Linked DNA regions of Mus musculus: region 2 is linked to region 1. A link is a loop called in an ENCODE intact Hi-C map of the cell type or tissue named here. Cell type or tissue: heart. All regions are shown on one strand. Links, peaks and the distances in the headings refer to the core of each region. The heading gives the core; the rest is flanking DNA.

Region 1 (7,627 bases), core at 859-5,858:
AGCACTATCTTGTACATTGTATGAGTGCCAGACTCAGTTATTAATCTGAAGAAAAGATAGTTCTACAGGATTTGGGGAAGTTACACATTTACTACTGATCCTAAACAAGACCCAGAGCACTGTATTTTCTGACAAAAATAATATGGGATTATGACAGAGGCTTAGATTTCAGTCTTGGTGGTTCAGCTACTCAAAGATAAATAGCTGTGAATAAGCTATATAACCTGTCTGGGACTTGGTTTCCTTGTCTCTTTTAAAAAGAAATCCAAAGAGTTTGCTGTGAGACTGTGTCTCCTAGGAATGTCAGAAGCTAGGCTCATAATCCCTACCTATGCTCATGCAGGCATCCCTAATTAAATGCAGTGGGACACACACACACACACACACACACACACACACACACACACATACTGCATGCCACAAGAGAAATCAAAGCAGGAGAGGAACTTTATGAGAAGAAAAAAAAAAGTTCAGTGGGAGAGGAATTCAATAAAAGAAGATATGCTCAAAATATGTATATATATACATATATATGCACGTGTGTGTGTGTGTGTGTGTGTGTGTGTGTGAGAGAGAGAGAGAGAGAGATATTGTAAGCAGATGAATTCAAACAATGACACAAAATTCAAAATATCCTTTGTGTTTGAAGGGATGCTAGGAGTTGGATCATCGCCCCTAGAGACGCCTACATGTAAGGTACTATAGCATCACATTGTGGTATGCCTGTGTAATAGAATATTACTCATCCTTAAAAAGGAAGGAAATGCTGAAACATGTTGCCACATAGATGGATATTGAGAACTTGATGCTGAATGAAGGTAGCCAGACCAAAGGTCCCCACATTGAATAATTCTCTTCATACAAAATGTCCAGACTAGGCAAAACTCTAGAAACAGTAAGCAGATTTGGTGGCTTCTAGGGTCTAGAGTGAGAAAATGAAGTATGTGGATTGTTTTGGGGACAAGGAAAATGTTTTGGAACTAGCTATGGTGATGACTGAACAATATTAGATTATTTGGAATGTTGCTGAATTGTATATTTTACTTTTGTGTCATCTGTATGTGCTTGTATATGTGCAGCGATGCTTGTGGAGGTCAGAGGTTAACCTTGGGTGTTAGTCCTCATTAGTTTTGCTATGTGAGACAGGATCTCCTACTACCTGGAGCTCAGAGCTGACCAATTTGCCTAATCTGCCTGGCCAAGGAGCCAAGCATCCTCCATAGCATTGGGATTACAAATGGGTGCGTTTTCACTGGAGAATTTTTGTTTTATTTTGTGTTTTGTTTGAGACAGGGTTTCTCTGTGTAACAGCATTGGCTGTCCTGGAACTGGCTTTGTACAGCAGGCTGACCTTGACTAACTCAAGAGATCCTTCAGCCCCTGCTTTCCTAAAGGCATCTGTCACCACGCCCCATCCCACCCTGGGCTTTTTTTTTTTTTTCTTTTCTAACTGGTTCTGGATACTGAACACAAGATTCTCTTACTTGGCAAGCCCTTTAACAACTGAGCAAATTCCTAGGCCCTCAATTTTATATATCTATATATGGCTAAAATGGTAAATTTTATGTAGTCTTTACCATAATAATAAGAAACAAACGTGAAAACCAATCCACAGTCATGCGAAGTTTAACAGTTTGAAAACTCTCCGCATTCTTCCAACCCTGGTGAAGGTGCTTCTCCAGCCTCCTTTGGTGAGCCAGGGAGGGGGAGGGGAGAGCATCAGGAGCTAGGGCCATCTGAAAAGCTTCCATCTGGGTGATATTTGTTTCATAGATTGCCAGTTGTTCACCCTGTTTGTATTTAAATGAAAGGAGGCTTTGAAGTGGGAACCGCCTCTGAGCAGGGCTTGGGGTTCCTGCCTTCCCTGGTAAAGTTCAGACTTGTCCAGATCTGCCTGTAGCCAGAGGTTACTGTTTCTGGTAGAAAAGGCTCAAGTTTTGGTTAATAATACACTAAAAGGAAGAGCATCAGTGACTTGAGGGGGGCAAAAATGAGTTCCTCTTGCTGTGGGAGGCAATGTTCCAATGTGGTCCTTTTATACGTTAGGAAAATCCCTTTCTCTTTCATTGTCAGAGATTTATTTTATTTTTCTTTATTTTGAAAGAGGCTCATATGTAGCCCAGGCTAGCTACAAATTCCTTATGTCCCTGAGGCTGGTCTTGAAGTCTTGATTTTCCTGCCTATACCTTCTGGAATTACAGGTGTGTATCATATACCCAGTTTGGAATTTCATTTTACTATTAATGTTGGTCGCATCTCAGATCATATTTCCCTTGCTGAGGAATATCTTTATGTATGCATCAGTGGATGTTAAGGTGCTGTGCTAAGCGCTAGCAGTGCCAGGAGGACCTCATGGTTAGCAGTTTAAGGATTACCTGGATTATTTAAAAGTTCCTTGAATTCAATGGAGCTGAGTGTGCATAAATTAAATGTGTTGCCAGACATAAAAAATTTTAAGTCACAGCTGGGTGTGGTGGCGCAGGCCTTAAATATCAGCACTTGAGAGCCTGAGCCCAGTGGATGTCTGAGTTCAAGGCCAGCCTGGTCTACAGAGTTCCAGAACAGCCAGGGCTACAGGGAGGGAGAAAACTCTACCACAAACAAACAAACAAACAAACAGAAAAGAAATTGGAAGTCCTACTTACAGACAGGTCACAGTGTGTCTGTTCATGCTACTGCTCTGCAAGAGTTAATATATTGAAGAGGAGTCTGCAGTGGGCATTCAAAACACCCTCCACAGCTCCTCACCTCCAACCATGTCAGCACGGTTTCCAAAGAACAGTGGAGGAAGTCTCCACAAACCCTCTGAGGGCGATAATTGTAATGATGGTTCGTATCTTCACCCTATGTAATTTTATGGGAATTGAGAGTCTAGCCAAATAATAAGCTCCAGCCCTTTTCATCTGCCCAGTTCCCAGCACACTCCCGAAGTGTCTGAGGCACTTCTCACCCTGAGCTCTTAAAGCAGATTGTAACAATAACAACAGTAATGACAAGTTCACAATCTGCACGGTTCCCTTCATTAAAGGAGCCCTGGGAGCTTCAAAAACACTCATTAATGGAATCTGACAAAGCTTGGAAGGTGGGAAGACTCACCCATTCCCAGTTTTTCTTGTGACTAAATGTAGAACGGGAAGAATTGGAAATACTGGGCTGTCATTCCCTGCCACCACTAGAGTCTTTTCATTCAAGAGTCTTGGGACTTTGGACACATTGACCTTAGGTGAGTGCTAATTCTTAGCGTTTCTTTCTTTCTGTGGGGTGTCAATTCCTATACCCTACACAGGGCAGTGTGGGGCCAAAAGTTTTTCTGAGCAACCTTGATTTAGCTCCATCTCCTTGAGGTTCAGTGATTGTTTTCTGGTCAGTTTCAGAGTTTGTGTATATTTATTGCAGAACTTAGGGTGTGAGCGTGCGTTGAACAGTGTGTGGGGATGAAGCAGGTGAGAAGATGATTGCTAGAGTTAGGGGCTAGCTTGTGCTCTTGGGGGAACACTGTGATGGGTCAAGGGGGGCTAGGTGAGCCTCTCAGCCCAGCTGTGAGTTCCAGGTCCCCCGGCCCCCACCCCGCGTTGTTTGGATCAAAGCAATGCCAGTATGTGAGTGTGCCTTCCTTGCCCAGGTGTTGGTTAGAAGTGGCCCTGGATGCTGGGTAGAAGCAGCGAGGCTGGTATTGGGGCTGGAGGGCTAAGTGCTGCTCAGGCCCATGGGGATAGCCTGTCAAGTGGCTGTGGAGAAAGGCTTGTGGCTCAGACAGGGGCTCAAGGCCCCAAGATCCAGATCACCAGGATCTCTTGAGACTTGGCCCCTTAAGCGGGAAGAAACTGCCCTTTCCTCTCTTGCTGGGGGGGGGGGCGGGGGGCAGGTTCCCCGCCTCTGAAGAGGAGGGCAGGAGGGAGGAGCCCAGCAGGGCGTGTCGCAAGAGGGAGCGCCGCGCGCCCCGTGCGGGCCCCCTAGGAAGTGGATTTGGCCCGCTCCAGATCCAACCCAGCTTCCAGGTTTTCTCCCGGCCCGGCCCTGCGTGCTCCCGCCTGTCTCGGGCTCGCCCCCCCCCTCATGCCCGCCCCCTCCCTCCCTTAGGGCCGCCCCGCTTGGCCAAGTTTGCGGAGCCTCGCTGTGCGAGCCGGGCCAGTCAATCAGCGGCAGAGCTGAGAAGGGCACAGCCGTGCGGCCGAGGGCAGTGAGCTGAGCCGGGCTGGGTGAGCGGAGCAGCGCCGGGTGGCTGAAGCCCCGCGCCAGCGATCGCCCGCCGACGCCGCCCACACTCTGCTCTTCTGCGACGCCTGCCACCTTCCCTTCCTTCCCTGAGCCCCTCCGCCCCTGGCTAGCTGGCCCGGGTTCTCTAGCCTTCGGAGTCCCGAGGTCACGGATCCTCTCCCTAGTCCCTTGGGTCCCGCGCCCATTCCACGCCTTTTTCCTCGTACCGCACCCCGGCTGGGCGCCTGGCACCGGGGACCGTTGCCTGACTCGAGGCCCAGCTCCACTTTTCGCCCGCGTCTCCTCCTCCTGCCCTCCTCCTCCTCCTCCTCCTCCTCCTTCACTACCAACTTCAACTCCCCGGTTCTCGCTCCGCTCGTGAGTGTTCACTCCGCGCCTCTCCGCCCGCTCCGCAGCGCTGCTTTCCATCGGGTCTCATTCTGTCCCCTAAAGGTGGGAGCGCGTCCGTCAGGGTCCGCACCATGGCACGCTTAGGCTTGCTCGCGCTCCTCTGCACCCTGGCCGCGCTCAGCGCCTCGCTGCTGGCTGCGGAGCTCAAGTCGAAAAGTTGCTCGGAAGTGCGACGTCTCTACGTGTCCAAAGGCTTCAACAAGAATGATGCCCCCCTCTATGAGATCAACGGTAGGTGGGAATCCTGCACTCTCCCCATTACCGAGCGGTGGGCACCCCGGGAAAAGGGGCGCCCCCCCCCACGCCGCATCAGGTAGCCGAGAGGGAGAAACGGGCAGGCAGGAGAGCCAGCCCCGGCTTTGAGCGGGCACCGCGAGTGGAGGGGCGCCGCCGGTTTATTCAGTGCCACCCAGGTCCTTTGCTGCTGCCCCCCACCCCAGCCCTCTCACTCCCGGGAAGCCACTAGGGACTCTGGCCCTCAACGTGCGTGGCTTGGGCTCTCTCGCCTTTTCCGGGTTGAATTCTTTACTGGGTTCCCCGCTTTGTTGTGTGGGTGACGACGAGGCCGAGTGGGGGCGGGGTGGGGAACCTCCTGGAGTTTGCAGATTCCTAGGGGCGCAAAACGTGAGACTTGAATGAGCCGCTCATTGACGGTCTCCTAAAATTCCTCTCCCCGCCGCCTCTCTTCCACCGCTGACACGGTTTAGTTTTTAGGAGCTGCAAGGGCTTTAGAAGTCACCTTTAAAAAGCGAACTCTTCTTACTCCTTCAAATCCCGACTTTTGGGAAGTCTCCAGCTTTCCGGAAGGTGTTGGATAAAACGGGTATTTCCCTTCCTTTTCTCTTTTCTCACCTCATTTTAAGGGTTAATTGCACTTTCAATTACAGACCTTTGAAAGGACTGATTACAGGAAACCTAAATCTCAGTTTGGAGATGGTTATGCAAATGAAGATGGCTTTGCCTCTGAAAAAGTTCACCGGATTTCAGCGCTGGGGGGGTTGCGGGGGGTTGTGTATGGTATTTGGGGGAAGTCCTCCTAGAGCGCTGGGGAGGCTGCATCAGGTATGCCCTCCCCTCCTGCTCCCGAGGTCTCCAGGCCCGCTGGTGGCAGTGCCTGGGCTAGTCCTCCTTCCCTGTTGTACTAGATTTTTGAAGCCGCCAACTGTTGCGCACAGCCCTGCGGGCTGGCGGCCGAAACGGCACAGGTAGCTTGTTCACCCTGGAGACTCTGAAGGAGCTACGAATCTAACTGGCTTTTGGCCAGCTTAACCTAACGGAGGCGTTAGAGATTCGAGCCCCGAAGGCCAAATCTCCATTCCGAACCATTCATGGAAGTGTGCAGAGTGCGCCTTTGCCTCGCTGTACTGGTTGCCCGGGTGGGGCAGGCAGGGGGCCAGCAGCCAGCAAAGGAAATACTGTAATTTTAACCAGGCGCTTCCAAAAGCTTTAGAAGACTTGGGGGTCATCTTTTGGAAGGCTATTAATAACCTCGGAGATTAAGTGTGGTCATCAATTACATATAAACTACAAAAGTAATTGAGGGAAGTGGCTGGGTACTTTCAGAGTGTAATCGGGCTCCATCTAGAAATAGAACTGAAGAAATTGTTGGTAGTAGCCCAGGCGTCCACTGCACCTTGGCAGTTGTCAAGTAACTCACAGGCTACTGATGAAAGGCTGTTTGCCCTTCAGCTGCCTGTCTTTTTGGGAACTCAAGTATGTCCTCCCAGACTCATGATTTTATTGGTTGTAGAGCTCTGAAAAGCCCCCTTTCTTTTCCCTCTTCCTCCTGCCCTGCCAGCAAAAGAGAATTGAACCGGCAGCCGCAGAAGCTTGGGAGCTCTGCAGGTCAGACCTGAGGTCTTTGTGCCCTGCACGGCTCGAGCCTGGGTGCTTCAGAGATGATTGGCGTGAAGGTTACAGTTGTCATTCCCACATTCTGAAGGGAGGCATGCAGCTATGCACTTAATGGGACAGTGACAAGTTTCCATGTGCCTGTACAAACAATATGTGCCTCTGAGATGGTCTAGAGGCATTTTGGCCGAGGGCTATGAAATCACCCTCCCCAGGTACTTCAGGTTTGTGGTGTGCAGTCTCTAGAGATGGCAGCATCCCCAGCCATCAGTCTGATGGACAAGGAATTTGGGAAGGTGATGGTCAGGGACGATGGGTGTTCCCTTTGATTGTCACGGGCACTGAAGATACCTGAGGTACATCTTTGTATAAATGTCTATCTGGACCCCCCAAAAAAGATAGGGAGTTATTAGTGCCCAGCAGCAGGAAATGGAAGCTAATGTGCTCACACCCAAAACATTTTATTCTTTTTGTCTTGTCCTTCATCTCCCTCCCAGGGCTGCTGCTTTTATTTCCCCCTTTCAGTGACCTACTGGACTGCATTCTCCTGAGGAACAAAGGAAGTGCCTTTTTAGCTGGAATCCTTGGAAGACCACCAAGGACTTTAGCTCATGCAGTGCAATTTCGCACCACTTTCAACAATAACAAAAATGCATGACTGAATGGCTCAAAAATGTGGAGTGTTAGAGGCATTCATTTGAGTCTAGGACACTGTCACAACACAGACAGACCCCAGTGAATACCTTTTGATGGCTGGTCTAGAAGCAGGGTAGTCTTTACCATCACCCTGGCCTCTCCAGGTGCTCGCATCAGCCTCACCTTTTGGGGACTATCCTTAAATCATTTTGACCATTTGGGGAGGCAGTTCTGGGGAAGTCAATGACTTGGCATGAGCCTAGATCTGATGAATTAGTTACCATGCACTTTACTTGGGAGAAGAAGTATGTATTTTCTTCAAAGCCAGAGATGATTTTACAGGTAGCGGGTTGCAATGTCTATAGGATTAGTTCACTGAACCCTAGGCTTATCCAGGTGTAATGTTTTATTTTGTTTGGAAAGAATAATGAGGATTGAATCTAGGGCTTTGTACATGTTAGACAAGCACTCTTACCCATGAGATATACCATACCCTACTTCTTGAAGTTTTATTCTTGATACCCTTGCACTT
Region 2 (7,627 bases), core at 1,695-6,694, 78 kb after region 1:
CTTTGCTTTCCGTCAGTAGAGCTCATGTGTATAAATTTATGTTACTTTCTTACACTACAACAGAGACTTAGATATTTACTTAATTGATGATTGTTATCACAAATATTATAAATTCTTCTCTTCTTCTTGAAGTATAAACTCCCTTAAACATCCTTAAAGACATATCTTGTTTGCATGACTTACATACATGGTGTATCACAAAGAATCCTAAGGAATTCATTAAAGAGGTTTGTGTTGCTACCAAATGATGCTGTTCTTCTTGCCTCATACCAACTTTCCTGTGGCTAAGTCATCTTCCAGATTACAAAGCTCTTCTGGATTTTTTGGGGGGGAGGTGACTTTATTAGTTATTTTATTTTAATTTAGTTGATAAGTATACTAAATATATTTGATACTGCAGGTGAAAATTTTAATACAATGCATCACAACTTCCATTTTAATGCCAATTCTAAATATATAAGTTCATTAGGTTGTATAGAGGTTAGGTTTGGCTAATTTTGTGTGTCGTTTATTTATTTGTAAGCTTATTTTAACAATAAAGTTTTAGTTAAAAAAATTAGACAAAATAAAACCATCAACCCATGAGATCTTTCCCTTGTGCCATGTAACCTTATGCAACGCTTGAGCTTCAAGTGGCTTAAATGAAGTAGAATATGCATCGGCAATCAAGCTCTTCTCTCTTGAACCTGATGGATATTGGTGACATAGATTGTCTTTTTACCTTCCAGGTGACCATTTGAAGATCTGTCCCCAGGATTATACATGCTGTTCTCAAGAGATGGAAGAGAAGTACAGCCTGCAAAGTAAAGATGATTTCAAAACCGTGGTCAGCGAACAGTGCAACCATTTGCAAGCCATCTTTGCATCCCGTTACAAGAAGTTTGATGGTATGTGATCTAAGTTACATGGAAGAGCTGACAGTTATGTTTTTGTATGGTCAGTTCTCAGTTATCTTCGGTTCCCTGAGAACTTCAGTTTTCTTACCAGATGTGGTGCTGTGGTTGAAGTAGGCTTCTAGGGGCAAGTTAGCTAAGCAGTTTTACACAGGCATCTGTATCCTAGGCATTATGGAAATACGGACAAAGAGAGTTAAAAATAGATGGGGTTAATTTAAATGCTTTTCCTTTTCTTTCTTTGGGTGAATGCTCCATAGTGTTCTTGACGCAAGTAAAGACTTCCTAATAAGAAGCAGGCATCTCAAAACTCTTTAACTCTCTCACCCAATAGAGAGATTCTATAGATGCTGGACTTGATTTTAAATTTCAAAATGGATTGTCAGCTAGAATTCTTAGAATCTAACTAACCAAGATGCTCAGCTCTTGAGCATCTGTGCAGCCTGTAACCTGGAAATGGCTATGAGTCTGTGGTCTTCACTAAGCCTGTTTCCCTCTCCAGGATCATTATTAGCTGAGGTTTGGTGTAGTCTTTCCCTGGAAAACTACAGCCGAACTCTAAACCCTCTCACATGTATACTTCATTTAATAGAGAGGAAGTCAGCAGATGAGAGGCACTTCAAGCCCTACCTGAGTCCACACTACAGATAACAGATGCAAAACTATATACTATGTGGTCTCAAACACCCCAGGATTCCTTTCTGTGATGTTACTCACTCATGATCGTTGTGAAGTAGACTTGATTTTAATCAGAGCAATTTGCTTTGTGCCTGTTTTAAAGGCCATTCTAATTACATAGTACCTTTGAAGCAGGCTTTTCTTGACATTCTGCGTGGTGAAGTAGTACACAGCAAATTTTCTAGATGTGAAATGTCTTTGAGTTTCCCTGCAAAGGGCTGTTACCATGGTGAGAAGTTAGACTAAATTAGATTTGATATAGCTGATAAGACACTCCCCAGCTGTAGAACAGGTTATATTTCAGGCATTTATTTTGAGAGTTATTATTTGAAATTTTTATTTTTTGTAACCAGTTTAGTAAGTATTAAGCAAGCTGTCCAGGCAAGAACTATAACACATTTAATTTGTAATGTAGTTGAACTCAAATACTGCCTGGATATTATAGTATATGCAACTGATTCTACTCATTGTTTCAAGTACACTGTGTGCAATATGTACTTGGTCTTATTTTTGCATGCTGAGACTGGGAAAGGAACCCAGGATATCACACAGGCTACACATGGCCTCAACTACTGACCTACACCTCTAGTCTTTGTGGTCTTAGTTCTGTCTCCTTTACCTGGATGAGCGAGAATAAATATATGTATTTTTATATCCTCTTGATTAACCTGACCCTGGCATGTGTAGCTCTTTCTGTTAAATACTTTGTGCTAATAATTGAGAAGATAGAAATTATTGGCAGGTACAATGCTAGATCCCACCTGTGTCTAGGTCACTGTTACTTTTATTATTGAAAACAATGATTCATTCATACTCTCATTCCCTGTCCATTCTGAGTTCATCTAATTTTTCTATTTTTGAGAGGGAGACCTGTGATTTGCGATTTTGCTTTAGCTTCCCCAGTGCTATATACCTTTCACTAGGTCCACTGGTCTGTTGGAAGCCATTGGGCTATGAGAAAATGAGGAATAGGTGTGCACTACCATGCCCAGAAACAGTGAATGTCTCTTGACTCTGGCATATTTGAGAGGTGAGTGCTTTAAAAATAACCACATGGGACTTTCATACCCATATTAGAAAGGAAACTGTAATCTGGCTCTTGTTGACAGCATGATGCTGTGAAGTTCAACTTGTTTCCAAGACACAAGCCCATCTTCTCTAAGTTACCTCGTTTCTCATTTCATTTTTAAAGGGAAGACATCTGAGGGTTAATATAAAGCATTTCATATAGGCTTCAGCTTGAGGGTGGAGAGAAAGAGAAAGGTGCTCAGCAGAAAGGAAGACTCATCCAAGAGCATAGGTGTGGGCTTCTCAAAGAGAAAGTTGTAGAATATAACACATACCCAACTCTGGGTATAGACTTGGTACACATATCTTTCTCTGGAGTAGAGCCCAATGTTACTGCCTATAGGTCTGCTAGTTTAGCTGTTTTCCCCTTCCCTCCCCATGAATTTGTAGCAGTATACTACGTAGCATGATTACAATGTGCAAGCTTTCTTTTAAAGAAAGCTATATAGAGAGCTATTACCAGTAAGTGTTAACATATGCTTGTTTTTTTTAAATATAGAAACAATTGTTCTCATTTAATAAATACATTAAAATGGTACCTTTATCAGTTCCAAAGCATACTCAAAAATTATTATAAAAGCTCATGCGTATGTCTTCTGGCTCTAATTTAAAACGTGGCAAAGACAATAAAGTTAATGAGTACCAATTAAAATTTGTTGTAAGCCGCTGAAATCTGTTTGGTCTGGAGATCAGAACAGAGCTGGAATACTGTACACATTTTAAGTTTTCTGATACAATTTTCTGTAATAAAACATCAGCTGTCTGGTACTTAGCAATCCTTTAGTGGGTGATGCATCAGTTGTTTGGCTGATGGATATATTTTTAAAAGATCCAGGATGTTGAGTAAAGCTCTTTAGGGTTATTTCAATTCTCAGAAGTCCAAAGGTGGGATCAAAGAATTGTCCAAACTCTGATTTAAAAAGAAGAGAAACCTGTCTTTGATGTAAATGGAGAAGCAGCAACTGGACAAAGAAACAAGATGGTGGCTGGGGAACAAAGAAGGATAGCAAAGTTACTCACAACACCCACCTGGAGATATATAGTGAGGAAATAGCAAAATGATGGAAGGCAAATAGCAAAAACAACCAGACAAAACCAAACAAAGCATAGCAATAGGTCCATTAACTTCCAAAGAACATCTGGCTGTGTCCAAGCCTAAAATGCAGACTCACAGAGATGATTTTGAGCCCTGGCAACTTTCTGTGTTCTCAAAATGTATGAGTGTGCACGAGGTTAGAAATGGCCTTAGTTGCCTCAGGTTTTGTTCATTCTGACTCCATTGCAAGTGAGTGCTGTAGTACCTGCTCTGGCAATAATGGACTTAGCAAATGTGAATGACAAATCCTTTTGCCTATTTCTTTGTCTCTAAGGATTTGGGGGGAGGCTGGTTGAGTTTTGTTTGTTTGGTGGTTTTTATTTATTTTTTCTTTATTTTTTTGCTTCCATACTTTCCATTTTCTGCTGTTTTGTGTGTCTCAAGTAAATACAAAGTTTATAAGTGGATTTGTACATTCAAAGCAGTGCCTGTATGTTTTCAGAGCTAGGTAAATTCAAGAAAACACCTCATTTGGCAATACCTCCATGTAGTACTTTCAACCAGTTTCTTGGGTTTATTTTAAAATATTAAACTTTTATTAATAATAACAATAATAAGTATTCTTTTGTGTGTGTTCACATGGTGTGTTCATTGCACAGGGTGTGTTGATGTCAGGCATCGACTTTCAGGAGTCAGTTGTCTGTTTATATTGTAGGTTTTCAGGATCAGACTCAGCTCATAACTACTGAGCCTGTGTCACTGGGCCGCTTATGCTTTCAGTATGTGCCTCTGGGCGTGAGGACTGGCTTCTGTAGTTTTCTGTCCTACAGGCTTTTTTGTCAACTCTTTATCTTAAAATGGTCCTTGAGTTAGAGCGTTAGAGTGACAGGGGTAGCTGCTCCCCCTCTTGGCCAGTCGTGGGAATTTTTTGGTAATAAAACTGCTAATTAGCTGAAGCAGTTGTCTCATGAATATGCTAATCAGCCAGTGAAGTGGGTATTGGGAGAATTACTTGGCAAGGGGAATGGAAATAGAACTGGAGCATAATCCATGTTTGGGGACTACAACATAAAGACCCATCCCCAAAGGTCGGCCGTTTTGTGAGACTCATTGTTTTTAAAAGAAACATGGGTTATTAAGGTGATCAAAGCTGCTGTGTTAAATACGTTTCTGGATTACATAATAAAATGATATAATAACCACAAAGAAACACAACTGCTAAACAACTCCCTGAATTAAACTATTTGCTAGATATTTTGCACATTAAATCGTAAGGATCTAAAGATGTCACCTGATACTCATCTATTGGGAAAACTCTTGTCATTTTAGGAGGAAATTAAGCTACTTTGATTGGGAGGCAGAACACAACGAATTGTCAGCCTGAATTCTGCAGCAGGACCCTTTGTGACCTGGGGCAATTAACTGGGTCTCAGTTTTCCCATCCATAAAATGAGGGGGTTGAGCAAGATGCTCCCTCAAAACCCTTTCAAATTCTAAAAATTCTGTGAATCTTTTAAATATGGGACTAGACCAGCTGCTTTAGTGAAAGGTCCTATAAGATGTTAATTAGCCATCTGTATGGTACCCTCTTTTTCATAACCCTCAACTACTTTCCCCAGGTCTTTCTTTGGAAACTCTCCCGTGAGCCCACAGCTTGTTAACTTGAATAATAGTAGAAAATTTCTAAATTAGCTTAAAATGCACATAAAAGACATAATTGTCCATCCCATCTCTCGGCCTGCACTGTGTAAGCTAGAGTGGCCCCCGCCACTCTCATTGTGCTTATCTCGCACAGGCATGACACGAAACACTCCAGACTTAGCTAAAGCTGTGTTTTAATCACTGTAGTTCATTCATACCAGTCATTATTTCATTAAGCCAATAAGAAAAACCAGTGTGGAGACTCGGGGCTGAAGGCATTTGAAGTCATAGGCCTCTGAAAGTAATGACCTCAATGAAAGCGAGCTGTCTATTCACCTTCAGTGACAGATACATTTAGGTGAGCTTCATGGCCATTAGCGAAGTTGAAATTTCTAGAATTTTCCTAGCCCTGATCTTAACTATATTTTAACTTCATGAATTTGTTATTAGGGTGAAGAGTTTGTTGCTTACACATAATTAATAAAGATCTTGTTTTAGGTTTGGAAAAAAACCCTGACTCATTTTGAATATTATAGAAATACATATAGTAACACAAACACAGATGGTTAATTTTGTTTGCTTTTGTTTTTGGAGAAAGGTTCACTGTATAGATCAGGGTGGTCTTGAAGTCACAGGGCCCACCTGTGATGAAAGGAGTCCATGACCACTGCTTGAGTTTTTAAAGATATTATTATTATTATTATTTTGGTTTTTTGAGACAGGGTTTCTCTGTAGAGCCCTGGCTATTCTGGAACTCACTGTGTAGATAAGGCTGGCCTTGAACTCAGAAATCCACCTGCCTCTGCCTCCCAAGTGCAGGGATTAAAGGCGTGCGCCACCACTGCCCAGCTTATTTTTAATTATTTTTATTAATTATTATATGTATGTGTTTTTGTGTGAGTATATGTGTAGGGGTGCAGGTGCCCAAGGAGGCCAGACAAGAGCTTCAGATGCCCTGGAGGTAGAATTATAGGCTGCTGGGAGACACTTCGTGTGAATGCTGGCCATTGAACTCGGATCCTCTGCAAGAGCAGTGTGTATGCTTAATAGCTGAGCCATTTCCCGACCCCCTAGATTGGTTTTTAATCTTCACTTCAGATTTCAATCCTTAAGACTTTAAAACAAGTATTGCTGTTTGAAACCTCATTACAGTGTGTTGGGCAACAATTCACAGGCAGAGTAGCCACAAAGTACAAAGAAAGACATGAAGCCATCTGGCCTATTTAAAAATGCATTGTCCTAGATCACACTAACTGCCTTTGATTTCTTTGGAATGCACTGCTATTTTTCTCATTTTCTTTTCCATCCATGTGACACGGACCTGTGTAGTTTTGCTAAACACTTTAAACGGATTTACTTGTTAATATTTATTTATTTATTTATTTATTTATTTATTTTCGAGACAGGGTTTCTCTGTATAGCCCTTGTTGTCCTGGAACTCACTCTGTAGACCAGGCTGGCCTCGAACTCAGAAATCCGCCTGCCTCTGCCTCCCGAGTGCTGGGATTAAAGGTGTGCACCACCACGCCCTGCTGTTAATTTTTATTTTATGTGTTTGTATGAGAGTGTGCATTCAAATGATTTGTATCAAGTGCATGTCTGATATCCATGGAGGTAAGAAGAAGTCATCAGAAGTCATCTCCTGGAAGGTGTGAGCCACCACGTGGGTGCTGGGAACTGAACCCTGATCTTCTGCAAGAGTTACAAGTGCTCTTAACTGCTTATCCATCTATGCCCTAACTTTTAAAAAATTTATTTATTCATCTACTTATTTAATGTATGTAAGTGCTCTATCTGCATGCACACCTGCACCCCGGAGGGGGGTGGTGCATTAGGTCTCATTATGGATGGTTGTGAGCCACCACGTGGTTGTTGGGATTTGAACTCAGGACCTCTGGAAGTGCAGTCAGTGCTCTTAACCGCTATGCCATCTCTCCAGACCCCACCCCCTAACACTTTTTCAATATATGTGTGATACTTGATGTGAATGAATAAGTACATTTTGGTATTAGTCATTTTTTCCCCTGCCTTTTGAATTGTTCTCTGAGATGGAAGCATTTTCTGTGGTTTTAGTTATCTCATTGGATTGAAAGGGTATGTGCAGTTCCCGCAGAATCCACAACAATGCTAGTTGAGGCTCTGCACTTAGCTTTGACTTCTCTTGAAGACATAGCATCAGGAAGAAGTTACTGATCTGGTTGGAGATAAGCATAAGCTTTTGACTTCACTATTTGTTGTGTACTGAGCCTGGGGATTTGAAATGTTGTCACTCATCCCAGCTGTCTCTTATGTGTCTGCCTGTCCAGGTAAA

Evidence for each region. Peaks named below come from ENCODE experiments on the same cell type or tissue, not always from the same donor. Only the 100,000 strongest peaks of a DNase experiment are listed, where the experiment ranks them.
Region 2: a loop joins it to region 1, with 5 times the contacts of the local background. A loop is called at or near these places in 5 of 42 quality-filtered maps.

What each region holds. Positions count from the first base shown.
Region 1 is chrX:52,161,828-52,169,454 of GRCm38, reverse strand. It overlaps Gpc4 (glypican 4), which reads left to right and starts at 4,532. Exons shown (of 9, transcript NM_008150.2): 1 at 4,532-4,839. The coding sequence starts at 4,680. In heart, for the core only: a CTCF peak has its summit at 3,949; a DNase peak (open chromatin) is centred at 4,044; H3K4me3 peaks cover 2,326 bases; H3K27ac peaks cover 2,374 bases; H3K27me3 peaks cover 744 bases.
Region 2 is chrX:52,084,902-52,092,528 of GRCm38, reverse strand. Gpc4 (glypican 4) reads left to right here. Exons shown (of 9, transcript NM_008150.2): 2 at 729-887. Among named protein-coding and RNA genes, the nearest start is that of Gpc4, 76 kb to the left of the region's middle. In heart, for the core only: a CTCF peak has its summit at 4,576; no DNase peak of the experiment used is centred there.